Linked DNA regions of Homo sapiens: all the other regions are linked to region 5. The links are chromatin loops, found by intact Hi-C in ENCODE. Cell type or tissue: PC-9. All regions are shown on one strand. Region 1 has its middle 68 kb from the start of HAPSTR1. Region 2 has its middle 74 kb from the start of GRIN2A. Region 3 overlaps CIITA (class II major histocompatibility complex transactivator). Region 4 overlaps TEKT5 (tektin 5). Region 5 has its middle 7.1 kb from the start of NUBP1. Region 6 overlaps LINC01290 (long intergenic non-protein coding RNA 1290).

Region 1 (5,000 bases), 1.6 Mb before region 5:
ACAGTCTAGGATACAATACGGGATTTGCAGTCAGACACCGGAGCTCAAGTCTGTCCTCCCTCATTCACTAGCTGAGCGCCCTGGGCAAGTCACCTGACCTCCATTAGCCACAGGTGAATCATCTGTAAAATGGAAACATACTAAGATTTTGAGCAGGGAGGCAGCTTCGGGTAATCGAATAAACATGAGTTTTGGAGTCAGACAGACTTGAGTTTGACCTCAACCCTGCTGCCTCTTGGCTCTGTGGCCTTGACCTTCCATCTTCTCACCTGTAACTTGTGGGTAATAAGGGCACCTGGAAGGTTGCCTTGGGGATTAGCAAGGTCATGTGTGCAAAGCACCTTGCATAGAAATTGTCTTATAGTTGCTCAACTAAAGCCAGTTCTTTAGTATTTTTTCTTTCTTTCCTTTTTTCTTTGTTTGAGATGGACTTTCGCTCTTTCACCCAGGCTGGAGTGAAGTGGCGCAAGCTCGGCTCACTGCAACCTCTGCCCCCTGGGTTCAAGCGATTCTCCTGCCTCAGCCTCCCAAGTAGCTGGGATTATAGGTGCCTGCCACCACACCCGGCTTATTTTTTTGTATTTTTAGTAGAGATGGGATTTTGTCATGTTGGCCAGGCTGGCCTCGGACTCCTGACCTCAGGTGATCCACCCCGCTCCGCCTCCCAAAGTGCTAGGATTACAAGCTTGAGCCACCACTCCTGGTCTCTTAGTTTCTCTTCTTTTCCCCTCCCCTCCCCTCCCCTTCCCTCCCCTCCCCTTCCCTTCACTTCCCTCCCCTCCCCTTCCCTTCCCTTCCCTTCCCTTCCCTTCCCTGTCCTGCCCCGCCCCTCCCCTCCCTTCCCTTTCTTTCTTGTCTTGCTCTCTCACCCAGGCTGGAGTACAGTGGTGCTATCACAGCTCAGTGCAGCCTTGACCTCTCAGGCTTAAGTGGTCCTCCTACCGCAGCTTCTGGAGTAGCTGGGACCACAGTTATGTGCCACCGTGCCTGGCTAATTTTTGTATTGTTGCTAGAGACAGGATTTCAGATTTCACCATGTTGCCCCAGCTGGTCTCGAACTCCTGAGCTCAAGTGATCTTCCAGCCTCAGCCTCCCAAAGTACAAGGATTCCAGGCATGGTGCCCAGCCTCTTTTTTTTTTTTTTTTTTTTTTTTGTAAGAGACAGGGTCTCGCTCTGTTGCCCAGGCTGGAGTGGTGCAATCATAGCTTACTGCAGCCTCGAACTCCTGGGCTCAATCAATCCTCCTGCCTCAGTCTCTCAAGTAGCTGAGACTACAGGTTTATGCCACCATGCCTGGCTAATTAAAAGAAACAATTCTTTTTTTGTAGAGGCAGGGTCTCACTTTGTTGTCCAGGCTGATCTCAAACTGCTGGGCTCAAGCAATTCTCCTGCCTCAGCCTCCCGAGTAGCTGGGACCACAGGCATGCACCACCACCCACAGCCCAGTTGTCTATTTTTTTATTTTTTATTTTTTATTTCAGATAGAGTTTCGCTCTTGTTGCCCAGGCTGGAGTGCAATGGTGCGATCTCGTCTTACAGCAACCTCCGTCTTCCTGGTTCAAGCGATTCTCCTGCCTCAGCCTACTGAGTAGCTGGGATTACAGGCCGGCTCCACCATGCCTGGCTAATTTGGTATTTTTAGTAGAGATGGGGTTTCTCCATGTTGGTCAGGCTGGTCTTGAACTCCCGACCTCGGCCTCCCAAAGTGTTGGGATTACTGGTGTGAGCCACCATACCTGACCCATACATAAAGTTTTATTGGAATACAGCCACATTCATCATTGACATATCATCTACAGCTGCTTTCTAGATACAAGAGCAGAGTTGAGTCATTTGGACAGAGACTGCATGGCGCACGAAATGAAAAATATTCACTCTCCTTTTACAGAAGTATGCTGATCCCTGGTCTACCAGAAGAAAAAGGAGACTTCAGAGACAACTGGAGGCCGGGCACTGTGGCTCACGCCTGTAATTCCAGCACTTTGGGAGGCCAAGGTGGGAGGATCCTTTGAGGCTAGGAGTTTGAGACCAGCCTGGGCAACAGAATGAGATCCTGTCTCTACAAAAAAGTAAAAACAAAAACGCACTTTATATATGGACATCGAGAGTTGAATTTTGTATACTTTTCACGTGTTACAGAATATTATTCTTTTTTGGGGGGGGAGACAAGATCTCACTCTGTGGCCCAGGCTGGAGTACCAGTGGCACCATCATAGCAGCCTCCACCTCCCATGCTCAAGCAAACTTCCCTCCTTGGCCTCCCTAGTAGTTGTGTCTACAGTTGAGTGCCATCACTCCTGGCTAATTTTTTCATTTTTTGTGGAGGTGGGGTCTTGCTATGTTGCCCAGGCTGGTCTTGAACTCCTGGACTCATACACAGCCAGACTCCTTGCAGCACCCAGGGAACATTTGGTGAACGACCGGGATACTGAAGGTCTCTCTCTCAGAAATACAATTGTGGGAATTAGTGGAGAATATGAATGTGAATGGGCAGGCATAGTGCAGATACTGAAGGTAGTTTTGGAAAGGCTGGCTCATCTTCCAGGGGAACTTGAATCTTTCAAGAGGAGGCGGGGAGACTACGAGTCAGAGAGACCGGAGACTTTGAAGTTCCTGCATTCCCAGCTGCGTTCACTTCTCAGCCATTACCAATTCAGCCAGCAGGGGGCAGCAGGGGATCGCCGTCCTCGGGGAGTCTCAGGACCCAGGTAGCCTCGCCTGCTGCCGCCCAGACAGGAGACAGGAGATGCTGGGAGATGGCCCAGATGACCTCCGAGTGTCTTTGCTGCTGCTTAAATCCCTGTTCGTTTTTGCAGAGGAAGGTAGGGGGATGAGCCGCCTGGAGTCAGCCGGGGGCTCATATTCCCAGAAAGGGAGTGGCTTCCTTTCTCTCAGGAGATGGAAGAAAATGAAAACTCAGCCAGTGCTGCAGGTAGCTGTCACCCTGGCGTTTCAGTGTGTTCTATTTATCCTTCTTTTTGGTTAGTACGTATGTGTTTATAGAGGGATTCATGGGGGCGGGGGCAAGCCAGGGCATTCTTTAATTCAACGCAGACTCATTAAGCACATTGGCAAATACCAGGCAGAAAGAAAATGGTCACGTGGGCCGGGAGCGGTGGCTCACACCTGTAATCCTAGCACTTAGGGAGGCCGAGGCAGGTGGATCACCTGAGATCAGGAGTTCGAGACCAGCCTGGCCAACATGGCGAAACCCCATTTCTACTAAAATGACAGAAATTAGCCGAGCGTGGTGGTGCACGCCTGTGATCCCTGCTACTTGGGAGGCTGAGGCAGAAGAATCGCTTGAACCCAGGAAGTGGAGGTTGCAGTGAGCCGAGATCATGCCACTGCACTCCAGCCTGGGCAACAGAGTGAGACTCCGTCTCAAAAAAAAAAAAAAAAAAAAAAGAAAATTGTCACATGGATCTAGGCTAGGACACTGAGAACCCACAAATGACACCCTCTTAGCCTTTAAAACCTCAAAGGAAGCCGAGAGGCGAGGCTGCCTGACTGCCTCTACGGCTGCCTACGTGGTCTTGGGTGGTGATAAACGTGGTCAGCTCCATGATGCTTAGTGTCCCTCTCTGCAAAACGGGGATGAAAGAAAAGATAACGGACAGGTCCACGTGAGGGTGGTGTTTCTAAAGCACGGTCCCCAGACCACCAACATCAGCGTCTTAGAAAGGCACACTGTGGGGTTGGGGGGCAAGCAACTGGCCCCTAACAAGCCCTCCAGTTGGGTCTCATGGATTATTATTAATATTTTTTGAGACAGGATCTTGCTTTGTTGCCTAGGCTGAAGTCCAGTGGCACAATGACAGCTCATGCAACCTCGACCTCCTGGGCTCAAGCCATCCTCCCGCCTCAGCCTCCTGAGTAGCTGGGACTGCAGGTGTGCACCACCACGCCTGCCTAATTTTTAATTTTTTTTTTTTTTTTTTACAGATGGGGTCTTCCTATGTTGCACAGGCTGGTCTTGAACTCCTGGGCTCAAGTGATCCTCCCAGCTCAGCCTCCCAAAGTGCTGGGATTACAGGCGTGAGCATCCGTGCCTGGCGAGGCTGATGCATTCTTAAGGGCAGGAACCACTGGTATCCTGTAGCTGTTTTCAGCATTGGTTGCACATTGGAGTCAACTGGCTTTTTAAAATCCCTAATGTGTGTGTGGCTGAGGGGCCACCCTAGACCAATTCCATCAGACTAATTACATGCTTTAGGGTTGGGACCATAATTTGTGTGTGTGTGTGTGTTTTGTTTTTGTTTTTGTTTTTTGAGACAAGGCCTCACTTTGTTGCCCAGGCTGCAGTGCAGTGGTGGCATCATAGCTCACTGTAGCCTCGAACTCCTGGGCTCCAGTGATCCTTCTGCCTCAACCTCCCCAGTAGCTGGCGTGTGCCACTGCACCCTGCTAATTTTTAAATTTTTTGTAGAGACAGGGTCTCACTTTGCTGCCAAGGCTGGTCTTGAACTTCTGGCCTCAAGTGACCCTCCCTTCTCAGCCTCCCAAAGTGATGGGATTACAGGCATGAGCCACTGTGCCTGGCCCGTATGTTATTTATTTGTTTTTGAGACAGAGTCTCACTCTGTCGCCCAGGCTGGAGTGCAGTGGCACAATCTTGGCTCACTGCAACCTCCACCTCCCGGGTTCAAGATTCTCCTGCCTCAGGCTCCAGAGTAGCTGGGACTACAGGCATGCCCCACCACGCCTGGGAAATTTTTATATTTTTATTAGAGACAGGGTTTCACCATGTTGGCCAGGCTGATTTCGAACTCCTGACCTCAGGTGATCCACCCGCCTCAGCCTCCCAAAGTGCTGGTATTACAGGCATGAGCCACCATGCCCAGCTTGTTATTTTTAAAGTTCAATATAGTCATGATGATTCCAATATAGCCAAGGTCAAGGCCCAATGATATCATGGAAAATGATTTTGGGCTCAGCCAGACCCTTAGTTCAAATCCCAGCTTTGACACTTACTGGTTGTTTGACCCTGGGCAAGGCA
Region 2 (5,000 bases), 480 kb before region 5:
ATCCTTGTCACCAGGCCAGTGGACCCACCCCCAACTGCTGTAGGTATCAGCTACTTAGGGCTCATACCTGAAACCTTCTCTAAAGGATTAACTACCTGGCTTCTCTGACTTTCCTTTCACTGAGAGCAGCCCCTCAAAAAATCACTGGCACAACAGTTGCCATCTCAGACTGCCTCTAGGGAACGGAACTTAAGATACATTTTTTTTCTTTATCTTGGTTTCTTTCAGAGCAATTATTATTATTATTATTATTATTATTGTTTTAAGACAGGGTCTTGCCAGGTGTGGTGGCTCACTCCTGTAATCCCAGCTCACTCCTGTAATCCCAGCACTTTGGGAGGTCAAAGTAGGAGGATCACTTGAAGTCAGGAGTTTGAGACCAGACTGGCCAACATGGTGAAACCCCATCTGTACTAAAAATACAAAAATTAGCCAGGCATGATGGCAGGTGCCTGTGATCCCAGCTACTCGGAAGGCTAGGGCAGGAGAATCTCTCAAACCCAGGAGGCAGAGGTTGCAGTGAGCCAAGATCGTGCCACTGCACTGCAGCCTAGGTGACAGACTGAGACTCTGTCTCAAAAAAGAAATAGGATCTCGCTATGTCACCCAGGCTCGAGTGCAGTGGCACAATCATGGCTCACTGCAGCCTCGAACCCCTGGGCTCAAGGGATTTTCCCACCTCAGGAGACTCATGACTACAGGTGCATGACACCACACCTGGCTAACATTTTATTTTATTTATTTATTTTTGACACAGAGTCTCGCTTACCCAGGCTGGAGTGCAGTGGCACAATCTCGGCTCACTGCAACCTCTGCCTCCTGGATTCAAGCAATCCTCCCACCTTAGCCTGCAGACACAGACCACCATGCCTGGCTTTTTTTTTTTTTTTTTTTTTGAGACGGAGTCTCGCTCTGTCACCCAGGCTAGAGTACAGCAATGCAATCTCAGCTCACTGCAACCTCCGCCTCCCGGGTTCAAGCAATTCTCCTGCCTCAGCCTCCCAAGTAGCTGGGACTACAGGCGCACGCCGCCAAGCCCGGCTAATTTTTTGTATTTTAGTAGAGGTGGGGTTTCACCATGTTGCCCAGGTTGGTCTTGAACTCCTGAGCTCAGGCAATCCGCCTGCCTCACCCTCCCAAAGTGCTAGGATTACAGGCATGAGCCACCACGCCCGGCCAATATTTTTTATTGTTAGCGAGGTCTATGTTGCCCAGGCTGGTCTCAAACTCCTGGCCTCAAGTAATCCTCCCACCTCCGCCTTCCAAAGTGCTGGGATTACAGGTGTGAGCCACTGCGCCCAGCCATTATTAATTTTGGAAAATATTTGGTACATTTCTTTCCTCTCTCTCCCTCACTACAGGGGAAGTTCCATGAGGGCAAGAATCACACCCGTTTAATCCATCACTTCACCCGCACACTTGGCGTGGGGGCCTGCACGTAGGAGATGCCGGAAGAGCTATTTCTTGAACTCAGGAAATGAGGCATCGTGTGTTTCCAGGGATTCCTCTCTAGTTTCCCCTCTTTTGACCTTCCTCTCAGTCCACTCTTAGATGATCCTCTTAGGATCTCAAACTCAGTGGGTCCCAGTGTTGATCCATCATCTACCCTCAGGAGAGGAGCTCTCCCCTGCCTTTTCTACCTCTGGCAGTAGCACCAGCCTTCTGGTGCCAAGGCTAGAACTCTGAGTGCCATGTCTGACTCATTCATCACAGCCATCCCCATAGCTAATCAGTGCCTGGACCTGTCTAAGACGTGTTGACATTGTCCCCTTCTCTCCTCTCCCCGAAGCTCCATGCTCACAGCCTTCAAGCCAGCCCAAGCCCCGGTTTCCTCATTCCCAAGTTGCTACAAGAACTCTTAGTAGGAACTCCCCACATCTAGCCCTCACCTCTCCTGCACCCATCTTGCACCAACCTGCTGGACTAACACTGCCAACACTCACCAGGAATCACCTCCCTCCCTCTGGTAAAAACCCTAAGAAGCCCACAGAGCCATGTCCCGTTGTCTTGCCTAACCTGGCATTCAAAGCCTCCAGTGATAAATCCTCGAGCCACCTCTTCCAACCTTGTCATTAATACTACAAAAGGTCAGGGAACACTTCTTTTAGGAGGTGACATTTCAGCCAGATCTGAACAAGGAAGAGCAACAATACAGAGCTGTTTTCAGATGTTAGGGTACTTCAGAACCCCCTGGGAATGTAAAAATATACGCAAATGCCTGTAGTGATGGAGATCGTTTGCTTGCTTGTTTCTTTCTTTGTTTTTAGCAATCCCTCCAGGACATTTTGTAGTCAGGCTTAGAAGCCACAGGTGGAGGGACAGACACACAGATGGACGAACAAAGAGACATAAATTAGTAAGTTATAACCTAACCATAAATCCCAGGCCTGAAAGCACAAAAGACCCTGCCATTCACTTTTTCTGGGAGAATCAGAAAGATGTCCAGGAGGAGAGGGTCTTTAAGCATCGTCTGAAGGGGTGAGCAGGGTTTGCAAAGCAGAAGAAAAATGGTCCTCATTAACATAGTGGAGAGTTTAAAAAAAAAAAGTGTACCCAGTGCAAAAGCTGGGAAAAAAAAAAAAGAATGGAGAAACTCACAGGCAGAGAGGGCAGCTCCTGTGAGAGGTCCCGGGCTGCGGCCAGTAGGTGACCACCAACGGGAGGCAGTGACTATATCAGGATGCCGAGGGGCCCCAGGGAGATGCGGCTGAGGTTGGAGTTGGGGCAGGTGAAGGGGAAGGACTTTGTGGGGTATCTGAGGAAGATGGAGTTTCTCCTGAGGCCACCAGGAGGCGCCAGACGTCAAGCGGGGCGGGGGGCGGGGACGGGCTCGGTAACTTTCCTCTGCTGAAAACAGCCCTGAGCAGGGTTAGCAAGGATTAGCCGTGGCAATAAAGGGCTTATAAGGAAATTAAAAGGTCTAATGAGGGCCATAAGGATGATTTATACCCTTTCTGTAGCATGCCTCTTCCTTGTACTAGAATTCATGTATGCCTTTGTCCTGTCTCCCTAATGAATTGTGGGGTACTCATAGAACTAAAACCCGTGTAATGATTAGCTGAAGCAGGGTTTCTCAACCTTGGAACTGTTGACATTTGGGGCTGGTAATTCTGTGTTGTGGGAGGTTGTTCTGTGCATGTTAGGGTGTTTAGCAGCGTCCTTGGTTTCTACTCACAAGATGCCAATGCACCTCCATCTCAACTAGTGACAAGCAAAAATGTCTCCTGACATTGCCAGCTGACCCGTGGGAGCAAAATCACCCTCAGTGGCAAACCATTGGGTTAAAGGGGTTCTGCAGGCTCTAGCAGGATCCAAATCTGGGCTCTGCCACTTCCCAAGTAGGTGATCTTGGGCAGACTACGTCACTCCTCTATGCCTCCATTTTCTCATGTATCAAGAAGGGATTTTTAAAAAGTATTGACATCAGCATCAGTGTAAGAATGAAACACAGTGATCCAGCCAGGCACAGTGATGCACGCCTGTAATCCCAGCCCTTTGGGAGGCTGAGGCAGGAGGACTGTGTGAGCCCAGGAGTTTTAGACCAGCCTGAGCTACATAGCAAGACCCTATCTCTACAGAAAACAACAACAAAAAAAATTAGCCAAGTGTGGTGGTGCACCTGTAATCCCAGCTACACAGGAGACTGAGGCGGGAGGATCGCCTGAGCCAGGAGCTCAAGGTTACAGTGAGCTATGATCATTCACTGCACTCTAGCCCGGGCAACAGAGGAAGCCCTTGTCTCTAAAAATAGAAATAATAAATTAATAAATAATAAAAATAAATACAAGGCTGGGCCCGGTGGCTCATGCCTGTAATCCCAGCACTTTGAGAGGCTGAGGCGGGAGGATCACCTGAGGTCAGGAGTTTGAGACCAGCCTGGCCAACGTGTTGAAACCCTGTCTCTACTAAAAATTTAAAAATTAGCTGGGCATGGTGGCGGGTCCCTGTAATCCTAGCTACTCAGGAGGCTGAGGCACAAGAATTGCTTGAACCCAGGAGATGGATGTTGCAGTGAGCCGAAATCGTGCTACTACAGTCCAGCCTGGGTGACAGAGCAAGATTCCATCTCAAAATATAAAAATAAATAATAAATACAATGACAAATGCGAAGGCCACAAGGTAAACACTCAATGAACACCAGGCCTCTGAGGACACAAGGGATAGTAATGGTTATGGTAACCTCAGTGTTAGCAACTACAGCCTAACTCAAGAATTCCCCGAAGATGTGTTCCAAGGAATAATGAACTCAAAAAGTAGTTTTATTTAAAAAGGTTTTCAGGCCAGAAAATGCAGGACACCCAATTCCTTTTTGAGCAAATTAGGTATACTCAGTTAATTAAGACTCCAAGAAGGCCTGCAGTCATCATTACTCGATTTGAAGCTCTGGGAAATGAGGAGTGAAGTCTAACTCACTACAGTATCCCCCTTCCTAGCATAATGCTGAGGAACACTCAATAAGAACGTGATAAATTGTGGGCAGAGGATTACCCAGGTGCCGAGGCAAGAGACTGAAGGCACAAACTGTTTCAGTATAATGAAGAAAATAGTTACAATTAGAATAGTTATAATAGAAATTAGATATAGAGATGATCATGGACATTATCAATCATTAGTATAACCATTATTAATCATTAGCCTTTAATATTACTGTTTGTTTAATTACTGATATAACAAAGGAATAACCAGCGGGGATAGGGTCAGGTGCTGAAGAGACATTGTGAGAAGTGACCAAGAAGGCAAGAGGTGAGCCCTCTGTCACGCCTGCATAAGGGCCGCTTGAGGGCTCCTTGGTCAAGCGGTAATGCCAGTGCCTGGGAAAGCACCCGTGACTTAGCAGACCATGAAAGGGAGTCTCGCTTTACTTGGAGGACTCAGGGAACACTCTGCTCCACCACCTTCTTGTGGGAGGTTGGATATTATCCAGGCCTGCCCACAGTCATCTGGAGGCCTAAACCCCTCCCTGTGGTGCTGTGCTTCAGTGGTCATGCTCCCTGTCCACT
Region 3 (5,000 bases), 180 kb after region 5:
AAAAAGTTGTAGATCCTTTCGTGACCTTTGAAACTCCTTTCCTCACAACCTCATTTGCTGCTCTCAGCAATTCAGCTGGGGAGGGATTGGGGAGCATAGTCCTACTTTACAGTGGAGGTTAAGGAAGTTGCCAAGCCTCAGGGGCTTAGTTCCTAAGAAGCTAAACAGGGATTCAAGTCCATCATGAGTTAGACTTTGCCCTCTGGCTGCCTGGTTGGAGCCCCCAGGTGATGAAGTCCTCGTCTGAAAAGCTCAGGAATGTGCCGGCTGCCTATGGTGTATTAGAGCTGGGGGGTGGGAAGGGCAGGTGCCAGGGCTGAGGAGGCCCTCACTGGGATGGGAAGGGTCAGATGGCCCCAGGACGCTAGCTGATGGCCCCCATCTGATTCCACCTGCAGCCTGGATGCGCTGAGTGAGAACAAGATCGGGGACGAGGGTGTCTCGCAGCTCTCAGCCACCTTCCCCCAGCTGAAGTCCTTGGAAACCCTCAAGTGAGTGAGCTGGGCCTGCCCTTCCTGCTGAATCGGGCCCCCAAAGTCCGGCTGACTTTTTCAAAATTAATTTAAATTTGTTTTTTTAGACAAGGGCTCGCTGTGTCACCCAGGCTAGAATATAGTGCTATGATCATACCTCTGCAGCCTTGAACTCCTGGCCTCAAGGAATCTCCTCACCTCCGCTTCCCAAAGTGCTGGGATTATAGGTGTGACTTACCATGCCCAGCCCCAGTGGATTCATCCATTCACTCATTCACCTATTCAATCAGCCATTCATCCTTCCATTCAATGATTCATCCATTCACTTATGCAGTCATTTCTTTACTCCCTCATCCAACCGCTCACTCAATCATTTCTTTACTTACCCAACCATTTATTAATTTAATCAACAAATATTTAAGGAGGACCTACTATGTGCAGGCACCTTTCTAGGCCCTGGAGACCCAGCTTTAAACAAAACAAATAAATCCCCTGACCTCAGGAATCTTAAATTCTAGTGAGGAGACACAATGAACAAGTAAACAAGTCGGTAATTATAAAGTATACAGTAATGAAAATAATGTTTGGTGACAGAAAATTATACTGGGGGGTGAAATAGGAGAGATAGATTAGGATTTATCAATAAAGCATTATTATCAAAACAGTAAAACTTTTTAAAAACTGTTCTGGGCTCTGGGAAGTTGGAGATGGATAAGATACAGGAGGATCAATGTGATTTTTTTTCTTTTTTTCAGACAAGGTCTCGCTCTGTCACCCAGGGTGGAGTGCAGTGGTGTAATCATGGCTCACTGCAGCCTCAATCTCCTAGGCTCAAGCAATCCTCCCATCTCAACCTTCTGAGTAGCTGGGACAGGTGCATGCCACCACGTCCCGCTAATTTTTGTATTTTTTTGTAGAGACGTGGTTTCACCACGTTGCCCAGGCTGGTCTTGAACTTCTGAGCTCAAGCCATCCTCCTGCCTCTGCCTCCCAAAGTACTGGGATTACAGGCATGAGTCACTGTGCCTGGTTCAATGGGATTTTTTTTTTTTTTTTTTGACACGGAGTCTCGCTCTGTAGCCCAGGCTGGAGTGCAGTGGTACGATCTATTTATTGCAAACTTCACCTCCTGGGTTCAAGCAATTCTCACACCTCAGCCTCCCAAGTAGCTGGAATTACAGGCATGCACCACTACACCCAACTAATTTTTGTATTTTTAGTAGAGACGGGGTTTCACCAGGTTGGCCAGGCTGGTCTTGAACTCCTGACCTCAAGTGATCCGCCCACCTCAGCCTCCCAAAGTGCTGGGATTACCGGCATGAGCCACCACGCCCAGTTCAACATGATTTTTTACTGAACCTAGAGGATATCAAAATCTTCCCACACTCCCCCTCACAACCAAGGTCTTAGGATGGCCAAATAATTTACCGGAATTTACTTAGCAATTTCCTTAATTGTAGGACTGTGGGACTTCTCCAGTAATTTCTAGTGTCCTAGGTAACACTGTAAGCTAGATTTCTTCTCCTTAGTCCTTCCGTCCCCCTCTTTCTTACCCGCCACCCCACTTAAGTATTTATTGAGCACCTACTATGTGCCTGGCAGTGCTCTAGGCACAGGGATACAGTAATGAGCAAAACAGACACAGCCCTGCTCCATGTGAAGCCCACAACCCGGCAGAAAGGATTACACAGCCATTAAACAAATAATGCCAACACTTATTTCATTATAGTGCTGAAAAGTGGCGCAGAGGGAAAAGAGGGGATGTTGTAAAGTCATGGGACAGGTGGGGGCAGGAGGGTGCACTCTCCCTCCCATCCACCTCCTCATCCCTGCCCTCCCACTTGGCCACAGGACCTAACAGTATCCTCCTATTTACCGAGAGGTAGCTTAAGTCTGTCGACAGCGCCATTCACAGCCTATGACCCAGAACTCTCCTTGAGGTCAAAGTGAGGCATGCAAGTTTGGTCCTGAGCCCTCCCCCTCACTGTGTCCCCGCAGTCTGTCCCAGAACAACATCACTGACCTGGGTGCCTACAAACTCGCCGAGGCCCTGCCTTCGCTCGCTGCATCCCTGCTCAGGCTAAGGTGAGTGGGGCCCCGGATACCGGTCAGGTGCTGAGCTGGGGGGCTGCAGAGCGCAGGGAACCCACATCGTGCTGGCTGCAGGGGACACTGAGACCCTAGAAGCAATCACCACAGCCCTGAACAAAAGGATTAGCGGGACGTGGTGAAAGAAACTCTGAGCAAGTCAGTTATTCATTCCTAGCCGCTGTTTTCTTACCTGGAAAATGGGAACCATCCTAATGGTCTATGTAAGCACTTGTCACAATGCCAGGTTCTGTTATGCAATAAATATTGCTCCTTTTCCCCCAGGGATGGCGGGACCAGGCTTTTTCCGGAACCTAGGGGTGGTGGCTTCTGGAAGGCTAACCACGTACGTCAGCTTTTGCCGGCCTTGTCACTTACATGCCGGTCAGTGTTTCACTGCCACCTTCTGGTAGGCCTTGGCATAGCACCTCTTGCTTTTGAGTGACTTCCATCCAGGCCCTGGTGTGGTCCCAGAGGTAATGAGCGGACTGAGCTTGGACCAGAGCCCCAGTCATCCAACTCAGCATTACCAGCTCTTCTTACTCGCCAGACTGAGAGAAACTGCTCTCCTCTTCGCCAGAGCTCTTCACTTACTGAGGACAACCAGAGTCAGATTCCCAGGAAAGATGGCATTTGGTCCCTTATTATTTATTTATTTTTAATTTTTTTAATTTCTGTTTTTGAGATGGAGTCTCGCTCTGTCACCCAGGCTGGAGTGAAGTGGTGTGATCTCAGCTCACTGCAACTTCTGCCCCCCCCCAGGTTCAAGCTATTCGCCTGCCTCAGTGCTCCGAGTAGCTGGGATTATAGGCGCCCACCACCACGTCCAGCTAGTTTTTATATTTTTAGTAGAGACAGGGTTTCGCCATGTTGGCCAGGCTGGTCTCAAACTCCTGATCTCAGGTGATCCACCTGCCTCGGCCTCCCAAAGTGAGTACTAGGATTACAGGCGTGAGCCACCATGCCCGGCCAACTTATTTATTTATTTATTTATTTATTTATTTGGAGATGGGGTCTCACCCAGGTTGTAGTGCAGGGGTGCAATGATGGCTCACTACAGCCTCGACTACCTGGACTGAAGCGAACCTCCCACCTCAGCCTTCCAAGTAGCTGGGTCCTATACCCTCCTGAGCCTTGTTAATTTCTTCCCAGCATGATCACTGTTTTACAATATTTTATTTATGTAGGTGCTTACTTCTTGCTATGCAAAGAAACTCAGAAGCAAAAATAGAATCTGTCTGGTTCATAATTGTGCTAAAAACTAGAGATACAAGTATGAACTAGACAGATGTCGTTCTTGCTTTTGAGTTTCTTTGCGTAGTAGGAATTAGGCACATACATAAATAAAATATTGTAAAACAGTGATTCATGCTGGGAAGGAAACTAACAAGCCCCAGGAGGGTACAGGACTTCTGGGGAGATGATTCTTCCGTGGGAAGCTCTAGGGGAAAAGGACTCTAGGAAGAAAGAACAGCAGGTGCAAAGGCCCTAAGTGGGAAAAGGGGCTGTGTTTTAAGGGTCAGAAGGGCCACTGTGGCTGTGTGTAGTGAATGAGGGACAGAGGCTGGGCAATGGTGGAAGTAGGGGAGGTCAGGGGAATCCAGATCACACAGGGAGGCCCTTGTGGGTCACAAGAGGTATTTGCAGTTTTTCAGTGTGAATGGAAAAGTAGGTGGGCCTGGGAAGGCGACACTTGATCTGATTTACACTTTTCTTTTTTCTTTTCTTTTCTTTTTGAGACCAAGTCTCACTTTATTGCCCAGGCTAAGGTGCAGTGGCATGATCTCAGCTCACTGCAAGCACTGCCTCCTGGGTTCAAGTGATTCTCATGCCTCAGCCTCCCAAGTAGCTGGGATTACAGATGCCCGCCACCACACCAGGCTATTTTTGTGTTTTCAGTAGAGACAGGGCTTCGCCATGTGGCCCAGACTGGTCTTGAAATCCTGGGCCCAAGCGATCCACCCACCTCAGCCTTCCAAAGTGCTGGGATTACGGGTGTGAGCCACCATGCCCAGCCTGATTTACCCTTTAAGAAACATCATATTTCATGGAATCTAAGATGCCATCCATTGTAAGACCCCAATATGAGGCCAAAATGCAAACTGTGACACGCTATTGGTTATAAGACACATCCTGATCTCAATGATATTCAAATGGTGACATATATGTCTTGGCATCGATGAAATATGGTCAGATTACTCTCCCTGTGGGGTGGAGGAAGGGTCTCCAGGGTTCAGAGATTGCAAAACCCCCATCTAGTTTCTGCACTGGTACCGGCCGACCCGTGATGTGAGTTGATTTAGCCTGAATCCACTTGGCAGCAGTGTAAACCTGCTGCATTTATTTATTTTTTTCTTTTTTTTTCGAGACAGAGTTTCGCTCTTGTTGCCAAGGCTGGAGTGCAGTCTCAGTTCACTGCAACTCCGCCTCCCGAGTTCA
Region 4 (5,000 bases), 64 kb before region 5:
CTCAGGAGGCTGAGGCAGGAGAATCACTTGAACCTGGAAGGCAGAGGTTGCAGTAAGCCAAGATCTCGTCACTGCACTCCAGCCTGCACGATAGAGTGAGACTCCACCTCAAAAAAAGAAGAGAGCATTTCAAATCCTCTAGCCAAAGTAAACTGTTGAAAAGTGAAATGGTTGCTATACATTTATCTTCATTGCATCAAATTCCTTTATTATTTTAGAATAACACCATGTGAAATTCACCAACCAGAAGACAAATCCTTGCTCAGGAAAATGTCAATAGCGTAGGGTTGGAGTTTGGTGCATTTCAGATGGGTGCTAACTTATTTGCAGAACAGCTGGTGATTAAATTATGACTATTAATAAAAATCCATGAGGTTGCAAAAACCCTCCAGTCTGTAGTGATGAGGTTGTTAGTAATAATTCAAAACTTCCCTGGAGGAATTTTTATTTTTATTTATTTATTTATTTATGTATTTATTTATTTATTTCAACTTATTTTAATTTTAATTTTTTAGAGACAATGTCTTGCTCTGTCACCCAGGCTGGAGTGCAGTGCCACGATCATAGCTCACTGCAGCATCAAACTCCGGGGCTCAAGGGATCCTCACTAGAGGAATTTGGAAAGCGAAAAGGTTTTGCTCTCCCCACCTCCATTCAAAAGATCCTTTCTCTCTCCATCAGTAATTATATTAATACTTACAGTTACCTTTTTACTGAGTGTTTATCATTTGTCAAGCACTGTTTTAAGAGCTCCAGAGATTACCTCATTAATACAGTAATGTTACCATGTAGAAATTCTTATCCCTGTTTCACAGGTGAGAAACCAGGTACCAATAGCCAACTAAAAGAGCCTTTCCAAGTCATCCCCAGACCACAAACTTCAGGCAATGAAACATGACAATGAACTACATTTGATCCACCGTATGAGATGCCTCATTAAAAGAAGATGCACAAGAGCCAAAAGATGGACGCCACCAAGTCTCCATAAATGGATGAATGGATAAAGAAAACGTGGTATAGACAGACAATGGAATATTACTCTGACTTGAAAAAGAAGGAAATTCTGACACATGCTACAACATGGATGAGCCTTGAAGACATTATGCCAAGTGAAATTAACCAGTCACAGGAGGACAACTACTGTATGATTCCACTTATATGAAGTCCATAGAGTAGTCAAATTATCAAAGACAGAAAGCAGAATGGTAGTTACTTGTATTTGTCTGTTCTAATGCTGCTGCTAATAAAGACATACCCAAGACTGGGATATTTATAGAGAAAAAGAGATTTAATGGACTCACAGTTCCACATGACTAGGAAGGCCTTACAATCATGGTGGAAGGCAGAGGAGGAGCAAACGCACGTCTAACATGGCAGCAGGCAAAAGAGAATGTGCAGGGGAACTCCCTTTTATAGAACCACCAGGTCTCAAGAGACTTATTCACTATCACGAGAAAAGCACGGGAAAAACCTGCCCCCATGGTTCAATTACCTCCCACTGAGTCCCTCCCACTGACACATGTGGTTTATGGGAGCTATAATTCAAGATGAGATCTGGGTGGAAACACAGCCAAATGATATTACCATGGATATGGGGGGAGATGGAAAAGGGGAGGGAGTGTTTAATGGGTGCAGAGTTTCAGACTGGGAAGATGGAAAAGTTCTGGAGATGGATTGTGGTGATGGATGCACAATGTATGAATGTACTTAATGCCACAGAACTGTACACTTAAGAGTGGTTAAAATGCTAAGTTTTATGTTATGTGTATTTTACCATAATAAAAATGGGTCTTTGCATGAAAAAAAGAAAAAGGGACATTTAAGGCATTCATTCATGCATGCTTCATTCTTTAAAAAAAAACCTCAGTACAAAACTCAACATTGCAGGCTGGGCATGGTGGCTCACACATGTAATTCCAGCACTTTGGGAGGCAGAGGCAGGTGGATCACTTGAGCCCAGGGAACTTGGGCCCGGAAGTTCAAGACCAGCCTGGGCAATATGGCAAAACGCCGTCTCTACAAAAAATACAAAAATTAGCTGGGGCGTGATGGCGGGGGGTGTCTGTAATCCCAGCTACTCAGGAGGCTGAGGCAGGAGAATCACTTGAACCAGGGAGGCAGAGGTTGCAGTGAGCCGAGATTGCGCCACTGCACTCCAGACTGGGTTACAGAGCGAGACTGTCTCAAAAAAACCACCTCAACATTGTAGATTCCTTCCATTCATTGCAGAAAGATGTAAGGAGTACCAGGCAGTTATTAAGCAGTAGGGGGACAAGGTTAAATCAGGAGCAGTGCTCTGAAAACATATAGGCAAGTAAATCAACTAGTACATTAAGATCACAGCCACTAGCACAAACATGGTGCCTACTATGTGCCCGCACTCCTTCAGGTGTTATGCCTGCATTAACTCAATCCTCACGGCAGTTATTTTTTGTTTTTGTTTTTTTTTGTTTTTTTTTTTTGAGACAAGATCTTGCTCTGTTGTCCAGGTTGGATGGAGTGCAGTGGTGCAATCACAGCTCACTGCAGCCTCCACCTCCCAGGCTCAAGTGATCCTCCTTGCCTCAGCCTCCTGTGACAGTAATTCCTATCCTCATTCTACAAACAAGGAGACTGAGGCTCAGAGAAGTTAAGAAAGTTGTCCAAGTTTATAGAGGATTCATCATAACCATGCAGTCTGGCTCAGGGTCAGTGCTTCTAGCCAAAAGATATGAGATGGAAGGAGCAATGAAAACACAGTCTCAGAACGCAGTGGCCACCCAGAGATGGTGAGTGCAAATAAACCGTGGAGTTTAGGAAGGATTCCTGGAGGAAGCGACTTTTGAGCTAAGTTCCAGAGCAGGGGTTGTCAAAACTACAACCTGTGGACCAAATCCAGCCCACTGCCTAGTTTTGTGAAGTTTTATTGGAACACAGCCACACTCATTTTTGTACAGATTGTCCACGGCTGCTTTTGCAGTATAGAGGCAGAAACCGTATTGCCTGCAAAGCTGAAAACAGTTATCATCTAGCCTTTGACAGGAAAAGTTTGCCAACCCTGTCCTAGAGGATTAGTAGGAAAATAGTTCATGAAAGATAAAGGGAAGGTGCACAGGCCAACTCGATGCCAACTTTGCCTTCTCCAGGTATCTCACCCTTTTCTGGTCCTTCTTCCACTTGATGTCACCACCACAGCACAGGCAGCCTTCCCCACTCCCTGGGCCTCTTCTGGAGCCTCCTAACCACTGCACCCATTCTATTTTTTTTTTTTTTTTTTTTTTGAGACAGATTCTCACTCTGTCTCCCACGCTGGAGTGCAGTGGTGAGATCTCGGCTCATTGCAACCTCTGCCTCTTGGGTTCAAATGATTCTCCCGCCTCAGCCTCCCGAGTAGCTGGAATTACAGGTGCATGCCACTATGCCCAGCTGATTTTTTGTATTTTTAGTAGAGATGGAGTTTCACTATCTTGGCCAGGCTGGTCTCGAACTCCTGACCTCAAGTAATCCTCCTGCCTCTGCCTTCCAAAGTGCTGGGATTACAGCCGTGAACCACCACGCCCGGCCGCTGCATCCATTCTTAACCTCTGCGTCCCTTCTGCCACGCAGGCAGAAAAGAAATCAACAAAAGGACAAGCTTGGATCCAAACACTGTCCTGCTTAAAATCTTCAAAGGCTCCCCATTGCTCTTAGGTAGGAATCCAAACCCTTCACCAGGCCTACCCAGACCCACCTGCCCCTTCCTCCAGCTTCATCCCGGACGCTTCCTTTGCCCTTGCTGCTCTCTCCGGAATCCTCTTCCCACCAACTTTTGGCCGCTCAACTCCCTGTTGATCTGTTCTCGGTGGCAACGTCCCCTGCTTCTCTGCTCCACCCAGTGTGGGTCCCATGAGAATATCTGGCTCACCCACCCTTGCTCCCTCCCTATAAAAATGTTGCAATGATTTCATGGAAACTCCTGTTTCGAGGCCAGTCATGGTGGCTCACGCCTGTAATCCTAACACTTTGGGAGGCTGAGGTGGGAGGACTGCTTGAGCCCAGGAGTTTGAGACCAGCCTAAGCAACATAGCGAAACCCTGTCTCTACAAAAAACTAAAAAACCTAGCCAGGTGTGGTGGCACGCACACGTAGTCTCAGCTACTTGGGTCGCTTGAGCCCAGGAGTTCAAGGCTGCAGTGAGCCGTGATTGTGCCACTGTGCTCCAGCCTGGGCAACAGAGCAAGATCATCTCAGAAAAAAAAAAAAAAAAAAAAAAAACAGAGAGAGAAGAAAAGAAAAATAAACTTTATTTATTTATTTTATTGTCTCTTTTGGAGTACCAGATCAACGGGTGGCAGATGTAGGTGGGCTGAAACTACCACTGTAATTTCCATCAAACCCTGCCTGCAGCCCACTAATCCCCCCAAAGATAGAGACACAATAAGAAAGGGCACAGTTCTTATTTTTTTTTTTTTTCTTGATACGGGGTCTCGCTGTCACCCAGGTTGGAGTGCAGTGGTGTGATCTTGGCTCACTGCAACCTCTGCCTCCCAAGTTCAAGCGAGTTCTCCCACCTCAACCTCCCCAAGTAGCTGGGATTACAGGCAAGCACCACCACACCTGGCTAATTTTTTCTATTTTTAGTAGAGCCAGGGTTTCACCATGTTGGCCAGGCTGGTCTCAAATTCCTGGCCTCAAATGATCTGCCCGCCTCAGCCTCCCAAAGTGCTGGGATTACAGGTGTGAGCCACTGTGCTTGGCCTTAAAAAGGGGTACTGTTCTGCAAACACAAATTCAAGGCTAGTTCCCTCTGACTTGACTATCATCCAAGTTCTTTCTGTGTATAAATTTCACAGCCACCACTGTTCCTCCAGGAGAATGTCAAGTCCCCAGAGGCCAGCGCCCATGTTTATACGGCTCCTCATTTTATTCCTAGTGCCTAGCGCAGCATCTGGCACCCAGTGGGAATCTAAATTTGCATTGAGCAGGGACTATAAATTCCATCCAAAGAGGACTCCAAGAGCCAACCCAGAGGTGTGAAAAAG
Region 5 (5,000 bases):
TGTGTATATACATATGCGTATATATGTATGTGTATATATGTGTATATATGAATGTGTATATATATGTGTATATGTGTGTATAGATAGATAGACAGAGAGAGAGAGAGTCCAGAAATGGTCCATTGATTTTTCAATGAAGGTACAAAGTTAATTTTGTGGAGAAAGGCTAGACTTTTCAACCAATGATGTTGGAACAATTGGATATCCAAACAGAAAAAAATGAATTTCAACCCATATTTCACACTACATACCACAATTACCTACAAAAATTTACTCCAAATGGATCAGAGACCTCAATGTAAAGTCTAAAACTATAATATGTCTAGAAGGAAAAACAGGAGAAAATCTTTGTGGCATTGCATTCGGTTAACTCTTTCTTAGATATAATATCAAAAATACAATACATAAAAGAAAAAAATGAACAAATAAAACCTCATCAAAATTAAGAATGGCTCTTCAAAAGACACTTTTAAGAGAATAAAAGGACAAGCTACAGTCTAGGAAAAAACATTTGCCAAACACATTATTGATAAAGGACTTCCAGCTGGGCACAGTGGCTCATGTCTGTAACCCCAGCACTTTGGGAGGCCGAGGCAGGCAGATCACCTGAGGTCAGGAGTTCGAGACCAGCCTGGCCAGCACAGTGAAACCCCATCTCTACTAAAAATACAAACACTAGCCAGGCGTGGTGGCATGCATTTGTGGTCCCAGCTGCTTGGAAGGGCGAGGCAGTCGAGTTGCTTGAACCCAGGAGGCGGAGATTGCAGTGAGCCGAGATCATGCCATTGCACTCCAGCCTGGGCAACAGAGTGAGACTCTGTCTCAAAAAAAAAAAAAAAAAAAAAGACTTCCATCCAGAATATATACATAATATCAAAATTCAATAATAAAACAAATTACCAAATTTTATAAAGTGGACTTGAAGATTTGAATGAACACTCTCAACAAAAAATATGTAATGTCAAGTGAGCACATGAAAAGATGTTCAGGCCGGGCCTGGTGGCTCACAACTGTAACCCAGCACTTTGGGAGGCCGAGGTGGGCAGATCACTTGAGGTCAGGAGTTTGAGACCAGCCTTGCCAACACAGTGAAACCCCATCTCTACTAAAAAACAAAAATTAGCCCGGTGTGGTGGCACATGCCTGTAATCCCAGCTACTCGGGAGGCTGACACATGAGAATCACTTGAACCTGGGGGGCAGAGTTTGCAGTGAGCAGAGATTGGGCCACTGCACTCCAGCCTGGGACAGAGTGAGACTCTGTCTCAAAATAAATAAATAAATAAATAAATAAATAGGAAAAGATGTTTAACACAGTCATTAAAATAATGCAGATTAAAACTACAATAATACAGCAGTATGCATCTATTGAAATATTTAAAATCCAAGGTTGTCTGTAACCTATGCATCTATTGAAATATTTAAAATCCAAGGTTGTCTGTACCCACTGCTGGCAAGAATATGGAGCAGTTAAAAGTCTCATATCCTGCAGGTGAATATGCATAATCACTATGGAAAACAGTTTCGTAGTTTCTTTTTTTTTTTTTTTTTTTGAGACAGAGTCTCGCTCCATTGCCCAGGCTGGAGTGCAGTGGTGCGATCTCGGCTCACTGCAAGCTCAGCCTCCTGGGTTCAAGCGATTCTCCCACCTCAGCCTCCCGAGTAGCTGGGACTACAGGCCACCATGCCCGGCTCATTTTTTGTATTTTTAGTAGATATGGGGGTTTCACTGAGTTAGCCAGGATGGTCTCGATCTCCTGACCTCGTGATCCACCCGCCTTGGCCTCCAAAGTGCTGGGATTACAAGCATGAGCCACCGTGCCGGCCTCGTAGTTGCTTAAAAGTTAAATGCACATCTACCATTCCACTCCTAGGTATTTAAGCAAGAGAAATGAAGATACACGTCACTATGAAGACCTGCACAAAAATGCTCACGGCAGCTTTATTTGTAACACCCCAAAACTGGAAACAGCCAAATGTCCATTAACAGATAAACTAGTATAATCATACAATGGAATACCACATAGCAACCAGAGGAAACGAGCTTCATACACGCAACAATGTGGATGAAACGAAAATAAATATGCTGAGTGAAAGAAGCTGAATTAAAAAGCGTGCATGCTGTATGATTACATTTATATAAAATTCTAGAAAATCCAAACTAATCTACAGTGAAAGAAAACAGGTCAGTGATTGCTAAAGAACAAGAGCGGACCACAAGGAAACCTTTGGGTACATACATATGTCAAAACTTGGCAATTGTATACTTACAATATGTGCAGTTTGTTGTATATCAGGTATACCTCAACAAAGCAGCTTAAGAAATAAACCGGCCGGGAGTGGTGGCTCACGGCTGTAATCCCAGCACTTTGGGAGGCCAAGGCGGATGGATCACCTGATGTCAGGAATTCGAGACCAGCCTGGCCAACACGGCGAAACTCCGTCTCTACTAAAAATACAAAAATTAGCCGGGCGTGGTGCCAGGCACCTGTAATCCCAGCTACTCAGGAGGCTGAGGAAGGAGAATCGCTTGAACCTGGGAGGCGGAGGTTGCAGCGAGCCGAGATTGTGCCACTGCACTCCAGCCTGGGAGACAAAGCGAAACTCTGTCTCATTAAAAAAAGAAATAAACTGATAATTACTAACACCTATATAGGGCTTGAAAGTGCCAGACACTCTAAAAAACTGTTTTACTCATTAACTTGTTTAATCTTCCCAACAATAATTCCTTGAATATTATTGTTGACATTTTTCAGAGACGGAAACTGAGACAGGGAGCCTGAATGCGAACACCTGGCATTCAAGGATCCACGTCCTTTCCAGTTTCTCTCTATATAATGCATCTGAGCCTTGTTTTTCGACTCAATTATGTGTTGAACACCTGGTGTGTATATAGCCCCTTGTTATATTTGCCGGATCCCAGGGAAGAAGCAGAAAATTTTCTACACCTAAACTTAATTTTGTTTCCATTGCCTGAGTACCTTGATCATAGGTGGGGGGAGAGCTCCACCTGCTGGTATAACTAAGGAACCGCAGGCACTTCCTGTGTTTTCTAAGGGTGCTCGCTGACCTTGTTTGAATATTTAAAGTGCCCCTGTCTGGCTGAAATTTTTAGCCGCTGTAACCAGGTTTTAGTCTTGTTTCATCCACTAATCTTTTTTTTTTTTTTGGTAAGGCAGATTCTCGCTGTGTTGCCCAGGCTGGAGGGCAGTGGTGAGATCGCCTGCCAGGCTCAAGCGATTTTCCTGCCTTGCAGCCTTCCGAGTAGCTGGAACTACAGGCGCACACCACCACATCCGGCTAATTTTTATATTTTTAGTAGATACAGGGTTTCACCATGTTTGCCAGGCCGGTCTCAAACTCATGACCTCAGGTGATCCACCCACCTCGGCCTCCCAAAGCGCTGAGATTACAGGCATGAGGCACCACGCCTGCCCAGTTTCCCCCATTTTTAACATCTTGCATTAGTGTGGTACATTTGTCACAGTTGATGAACCAATATTGACACATTATTATTAAATAAAGCCCATGGTTTATATTAGGCCTCACTCTTGGTGTCGTACGTTCTATGGGATTTGACGAATGCATAATGACATGCATCCACCATTACATAGTCACACAGAGCAGCTTCCCTGCCCTAAAAGTTCCCTGGGCTCCCGTTTACCCCTTATCCCCTCCCACCCGCTGAACTCCTAGCAACCCTGATCTTCGGACTCTATAGTTTTACTAATTTATTTTTAAAATTATTTTGAAGTCTATTTAAATCCTTGGCACTTACTTAGCTTTGTAAATTTAACTTTCATTTTTAGTCATTATTCACCATCTTCAGTCAGAGGAACTGAAATAAAAAAATTTAAATTTAAATTTAAAATCTAGTCTTTCAAAATCACAGAACTAAGTAAGTGTAAAGGAAAATTACACAAAATTTCAAATGCTAATTTTTGTTAAGTTTATGGCATTCATACTTCGGAAGTTGTTAGAATGGAAAACCGTGCTCAGACTTCTGGAACGCAGTGTGTTCAGTTCCGCAGGCCAGGAATGGCCTCCATGGGGAGATGCTGCTGAGACTTGGCCTGTCACAGAGGACTGGGCCACAGCCAGATAGGCGAGAGACAGGCAGTGGCCTTTCCTGGCAGAAGGGCCTGTGTGAGTGACAGCAATGAACTAGGGTGCCAGGCAAAGGCCAGCTGTTTAGTGAATAGACTCGATATTCTCAGTGACACTCAGGCTGGAAGGGTCAAAATGAGTCATGCAGGCTACTGAACACCATATGAAAACTGGGCCTTATCCTGTGGGCCATAGGGAGCCACTGACGGTTTATGAGCAGCAGAGTGACTTGGTCTGATTTTCATGGGGAAAGAATGTTAAGACTGAGAAACAATTCAGGGAACTGTGGGAAACATCACTGTGATCCTGGATATCTGGTTTTCCTCCACTTCCAGTCATATAAAACTGTACTTCCTATACTTTTTTAGGCATGACCATGTGACTTTTTTTTTTTTTTGCGACAGAGTTTTGCTCTTGTTGCCCAGGCTGGAGTGCAGTGGTGTGATTTCGGGTCACTGCAACCTCTGCCTCCCAGGTTCAAGCAATTCTCTTGCCTCAGCCTCCCAAGTAGCTGGGATTACAGGCATGCGCCTCTGTACCTGGCTAATTTTTGGTATTTTTAGTAGAGACGGAGTTTCACACTATTAGTCATGCTGGTCTTGAACTCCTGACCTCTAGTGATCCAACCGCCTCGGCCTCCCAAAGTGCTGGGTTACAGGCATGAGTCATCACGCCCAACCTTTTTTTTTTTTTTCTGAGACAGAGTCTCATTCTGTCACTCAGGCTGGAGTGCAGTGGCACAATCTTGGCTCACTGCAACCTCTGCCTCCCGGGTTCATGCAATTCTCCTGCCTCAGCCTCCTGAGTAGCTGGGATTATAGGCGCACACCACCACACCCAGCTAATTTTTTGTGTATTTTTAGTAGAGACAGGGTTTCGCTATGTTGGCCAGAC
Region 6 (5,000 bases), 220 kb before region 5:
CATGTAAAGATGTTTCTCTATACCAAGGCAGGGTGACTGGCACAGAGATGAGTTGGCATGACAAACATTACTAAACAACCCTTACCCACCACTTCCTAGTCATCTTTCCACAACTTACCAGCCCTAGGAACCCAAACTCTCCCTCCCTCCCTCTCTCTTTCTCAGATTCTCTGTCACCTAGGCTAGAGTGCAGTGACACAATCATGGCTCACTGCAGCCTCCAACTCTTGGGCTCAAGAGATCCCCCCACTTCAGCCTCCTGAGTATCTGCAACTACAGGCACACACCACCACTCCTGGGTAATTTTTTTTTAAAAATTGCTTTTTTTGATCATGCACAGTGGCTCATGCCTCTAATCCCAGCACTTTGGGAGGCCAAGGCAGGCAGATCACCTGAGGTCAGGAGTTCGAGACCAGCCTGGCCAACATGGTAAAACTCAGTCTCTACTAAAAATACAAAAAATTAGCCAGGCGTGGTGGCTTGTGCCTGTAGTTCCAGCTACTTGGGAGGCAGAGGCAGGAGAATTGCTTGAATCCAGAAGGCGGAGGTTGCAGTGAACCAAGATCATGCCATTGCACTCCAGCCTGGGTGACAGGGTAAGACTCCATCTCAAAAAAAAAAAAAAGGAAAATGGTATATAAGCCCCCAAGTCTAACCACTGCTTTGCATTTTTGCTCCTTTTATGTGAAGCCCCATGCATGTAAAAATATTAAAATTTGTATGTCTTTCCTCCTGTTCATCTACCTGTTGTCAGTTTAACTTACAGACTCCAGTCACAGAATCTAACAGGATAAATGAAGTTTTTCCTCTCCTGCAATTGAACTACGAGTGGTGGGACTGTGTCGGGGGAAGAACCCTCTCTACTGGAATCCAAACATCCAAACACACAGGCAAAGTCTAAAAAGACAGTAACCACAGGAGTTATGACAGATTTGCTACTTAGATAGTGGGAAAGGACAAAAATTAATTAAAATACAAATACTGGTCAACAAGCAAGGCCCTTTCATATAAACAATGAAATAACCATCCATTCTATACCAGGATACAATATTTTTCTGAAGTCTCTTTGAAAGAAACAATTTCCCATAATTTTGATACTAGGGTATGTGGGTGGTTTGTGGGGTGGGCAACCATTTGTCAATGCCATTAAGTTATTTATTTATTTTTTTCAGATGGAGTCTCACTCTGTCGCCCAGGCTGGAATGCAGTGGCACGATCTTGGCTCACTGCAACCGCCACCTCCCAGGTTCGAGCGATTCTCATGCCTCAGGCTCCTGAGTAGCTGGGACTACAGGCACATGCCACCATGCCTGGCTAATTTTTGTACTTTTTCAGTAGAGACAGGGTTTTACCATGTTGGCCAGGCTAGTGTCGAACTCCTGACCTCAAGTGATCCATCCACTTCAGCTTCCCAAAGTGCTGGTTTTACAGGCATGAGCCACCGCACTTGAATGAAGTAAACTTCTTTAAAGATGACAGTAAGTTTGATCTATATACTGATATCAAGGAACATATCAACAGATGCTGTGATCACTGGGGCAAGGACACACCTGGACATTCTTTTTTCTTACTCTGATGGAGGTAAATGCTGTCTGATCTATGAAAACAATCTTTCTACACCCAAGATTAAATAAAACTGTTTCTAACCCAGTTATGATTCTCTGGATTTGTGGGAACAGAATATCATAAATGCCATTGAAGAAGCTGGGATTGACTGGATTTAGCCAAGACAACACAAAAGCCAGATGGTATTTGATTTTTGCAACACAGAGGTTTAACTATTCAGATTCAGGAAAGTATTGAGCTTCCACGGGGAATTCCTAATGAGCTGAATAATCTGCAGGATTGATGTTCCAGATGCCTCTGAAGGGAGGACATGGGTCAGCACAGGAGACTCCCTAATCACAGCCAATGATCAATTCAAACTCATCTGACCACTATCGCAACAACGCATGATGGTAATTCTTTAGGATCATGGGGCATTCTCTGGACTACCCACAAATTACCCTAATCATCAATCCGCAGCTTGAAATCATTTCCCACTGGGCTAATTCTACTTATCTACCCCTTATCTCCTTACGAAAAAAAAAAAAATGTCCCATGAGCCAGGGACACTCACCTACCACTTGCTTGCAAATTGGGACCCATGAGTAGCAAGCAGAGAGATATTTGGGATAGTTAAGTAGTAGGATTGGAGGTCTTCTTTCAGGCTACTGGGTTCTGTATAAATCTAATCTGGTACAGCTATGGGCAGGAGTTATTTCTTGCAGCAAGATAGAGGCCAAACTTGGGTAGGTTGATTGTAACCCAAGACACAGAAGAAATTATTAGCAGTTGAACTAAGAGGTTTACCATATGGTAAAGGTTTGGAACATGCCACTCAGGCAACCCAAAACTCTGTTTTCACCTATTTGTTAAATTTTCATTCATCAGGGAACTATCGACCAATATGCCAGACAGTGTACCAGGCACTATCATGAATAGCAAGACCAGACAGAATCCCTGCCTTCTTGCAGCTGACCTTGTAGTGGGGGACACAGGAGGTTAACAAGTGAAAAGTACACACACGAGATTTCCAGAGAGCAGTGTCATACAGTTCACAAGGACACGGGCAAGGAGACATGAACTTTTATCTGGCCAAACCAGGTTGCTTTCATTTATAAAGGCCTTAATTGGAAACAGAAAGGTACAGATCCCAGGTCAAGGGGAAGGAAATAAGACCCAACTGCTGCTGGGGCTGGAATGTTTGTGTGTTCAACCTAGATTCAACAACCCGAATTTCACCCCTAAAAGACCTGAACAAACAATTTGGATAAATGCCCACCAGGTGGCAGGAGTGCCTCTTCCCTTCATTTCTGCAATTGAAATTAAACATGCACCTTATCCTTTAAAAAAAAAAAAAACCGTTTTGTTTTCATAAGCTATTTTTATCCTTTTCAATGTTGAAACCAGTTGATTTCACAATACTACTAAATAACATACTTAAAATACAGTGCCAATGTAGCAAGTCTCTAAGCTAGTATCTAGGTAAAATATGGCCCTTACCTTCCAGGCCTCCACGTTGATCTCAGTTGCTTTTGATTCTTAACTTGATTCACCAATCTTACCTGGAATTGCCTTACAAGTCAGTCAGCTTCTTTAAACTCAGAGTCCAGAGCTCTTCCTTGGCTGTGTTCTTAATTCCAGAGCTTCAGTTCTGCTTAGAGCCCAACATCCTTGCTGGCGGATTTTCTCATCAAGCAAAATGTTCCCTACTCTTTTCCGTCGTGCGTTCATCCTTTTATAAAATTGGAATTGAATGACGTCAATTAAAATAAATTAGTTTAAGCTGAAAATCCAACACAAGTGAAAAGTGTTCAAATCTCAATGAAACCATAGAAGCCATGCAGTCTATGTAGTCAACGATAACAAAGCTTATCTGATGGACTAAGTTGAATGTGGCCAAATAAATCACATAGGAAACCTCAACTCTTTTCTGCTCCCTTTGAAAATATAAAACAGGACGAAGGTTTCCAGAGCATTGCAGCAGGATGCAGTCATGGAATAAGAGAGAAAATCTTCAGCCAGGTGTGGTGGCTCACACCTGTAATCCCAGCCTTTGAAAGGCGGAGGCGGGAGGATCACTTGAGGTCAGGAGTTTGAGACCAGCCTGGCCAACATGGTGAAACCCCGTCTCTCCTAAAAATACAAAAAAAAAATTAGCCGGGCGTGGTGATATGCACCTGTAGTCCCAGCTACTAGGGAGGCTGAGGCACAAGAATCGTTTGAACCCAGGAGGCAGAGGTTGCAGTGAGCCGAGGTTGTGCCACTGTACTCCAGCCTGGGTGACAGAGTGAGACTCCATCTCAAAAAAAAAAAAAAAAAGGAGAGAAAACCTTCAGAAAACTCAGAGTTGCTGAGAGCACCAGAACTTAATCAGGAGAGGGGCTGGGGGAAGCACATGGGGTAACCCCCAGAATCTTGCTCTGGGCTAGAGAAGGCTCAACACACAGCAAGGAGAATATCAGAGAAGAGGCTGAAGGGGAGACTTCATAGGAGACAGGCGCTGGAGGAATCAAGATCAACTGGGTTTCCATCCTTGTGGCATCCCACTGGGGAGCCCAGGAGAGGCTCCGAAAGAGGAAGTTGATTGGCCTGGCTTGGGTCATATGCTACAAGTCACTTTGATTGACCTCTACAAGACATTGCCCACAGGGAGGCAGAGAGAGCTCTCCAGAAAGAATTCGGGGTGTTGATGTAGTTTGTATATTTGTCCCCACCCAAATCTCACATTGAATTTTCCTCCCCAGTGTTGGAGGTAGGGCCTGGTTGGAGGTGATTGGATCATGGAGGTGGTTTCTCATGAATGGTTCAGTGCCATCCACTTGGTGCTGTCCTTGTGATAGTGAGTTCTTATGAGATCTGGTCATTTAAAACTGTGTGGTGTCTGGGCGTAGTGGCTCACGCCTGTAATCCCAGCACTTTGGGAGGCCGAGGGAGCAGATCACCTGAGGTCAGGAGTAGGAGACCAGCCTGGCCAACATGGTGAAACCCCGTCTCTACTAAAAATACAAAATTAGCTGGGGGTGTTGGCACCTGCCTGTAATCCCAGCTACTCAGGAGGCTGAGGCAGGAGAATCACTTGAACCTGGGAGGTGGAGGTTGCAGTGAGCCGAGATCACGCCATTGCACTCCAGCCTGGGCAAAAAGAGTGAAATTCTGTCTCAAAAATAAATAAATAAAATAAAAATGTGTGGCGCCCCCACCCTTGCTCCTGCCCTGGCCATGTGACATGCCTCCTTCCCCTTTGCCTTCCACCATGACTGTAAGCTTCCTGAGGCCTCCCCAGAAGCTGAGCACATGTCAGCATCATGCTTCCCATAAAGCCTGAAGAACCATGAGCCAATTAAACCTCCTTTTTTTTTTTTTTTTTTTTTTTTTGAGACAGAGTCTCTCTCTGTTGCCCAGGCTAGAGTGCAGTGGAGCAATGATGGCTCACTGCAACCTCCGCCTCCTGAGTT

The links. A loop is a pair of places that touch in the nucleus more often than their neighbours do. Peaks named below come from ENCODE experiments on the same cell type or tissue, not always from the same donor. Only the 100,000 strongest peaks of a DNase experiment are listed, where the experiment ranks them.
Region 1: a loop joins it to region 5, with 27 times the contacts of the local background. A loop is called at or near these places in 4 of 110 quality-filtered maps.
Region 2: it touches region 5 in a loop (37-fold over the local background); 65 of 110 quality-filtered maps call a loop at or near these places.
Region 3: a loop joins it to region 5, with 13 times the contacts of the local background. A loop is called at or near these places in 71 of 110 quality-filtered maps.
Region 4: a loop joins it to region 5, with 2.4 times the contacts of the local background. A loop is called at or near these places in 16 of 110 quality-filtered maps.
Region 6: it touches region 5 in a loop (17-fold over the local background); 105 of 110 quality-filtered maps call a loop at or near these places.

Annotation. Positions count from the first base shown.
Region 1 is chr16:9,157,637-9,162,636 of GRCh38, forward strand. No RefSeq gene overlaps it. Among named protein-coding and RNA genes, the nearest start is that of HAPSTR1, 68 kb to the left of the region's middle. In PC-9, CTCF peaks have their summits at 2,683 (motif pointing right) and 2,883; a DNase peak (open chromatin) is centred at 2,624.
Region 2 is chr16:10,254,198-10,259,197 of GRCh38, forward strand. No RefSeq gene overlaps it. Among named protein-coding and RNA genes, the nearest start is that of GRIN2A, 74 kb to the left of the region's middle. In PC-9, CTCF peaks have their summits at 2,786 (motif pointing right) and 2,988; no DNase peak of the experiment used is centred here; H3K27me3 peaks cover 1,133 bases.
Region 3 is chr16:10,915,969-10,920,968 of GRCh38, forward strand. It overlaps CIITA (class II major histocompatibility complex transactivator), which reads left to right. Exons shown (of 20, transcript NM_000246.4): 15 at 399-491; 16 at 2,472-2,558. Among named protein-coding and RNA genes, the nearest start is that of DEXI, 24 kb to the right of the region's middle. In PC-9, a CTCF peak has its summit at 2,985 (motif pointing left); a DNase peak (open chromatin) is centred at 2,963.
Region 4 is chr16:10,670,409-10,675,408 of GRCh38, forward strand. The region is part of intron 5 of TEKT5 (tektin 5); the gene reads right to left. Among named protein-coding and RNA genes, the nearest start is that of TEKT5, 22 kb to the right of the region's middle. In PC-9, no CTCF peak of the experiment used is centred here; no DNase peak of the experiment used is centred here.
Region 5 is chr16:10,734,240-10,739,239 of GRCh38, forward strand. No RefSeq gene overlaps it. Among named protein-coding and RNA genes, the nearest start is that of NUBP1, 7.1 kb to the right of the region's middle. RefSeq lists an enhancer at 3,469-3,518. In PC-9, a CTCF peak has its summit at 3,015 (motif pointing left); DNase peaks (open chromatin) are centred at 3,042, 4,232 and 4,722; H3K27ac peaks cover 1,123 bases.
Region 6 is chr16:10,511,956-10,516,955 of GRCh38, forward strand. It overlaps LINC01290 (long intergenic non-protein coding RNA 1290), which reads right to left. Exons shown (of 2, transcript NR_149081.1): 2 at 2,887-3,277. Among named protein-coding and RNA genes, the nearest start is that of LINC01290, 14 kb to the right of the region's middle. In PC-9, CTCF peaks have their summits at 2,817 (motif pointing right) and 3,016; a DNase peak (open chromatin) is centred at 2,916; H3K27ac peaks cover 550 bases.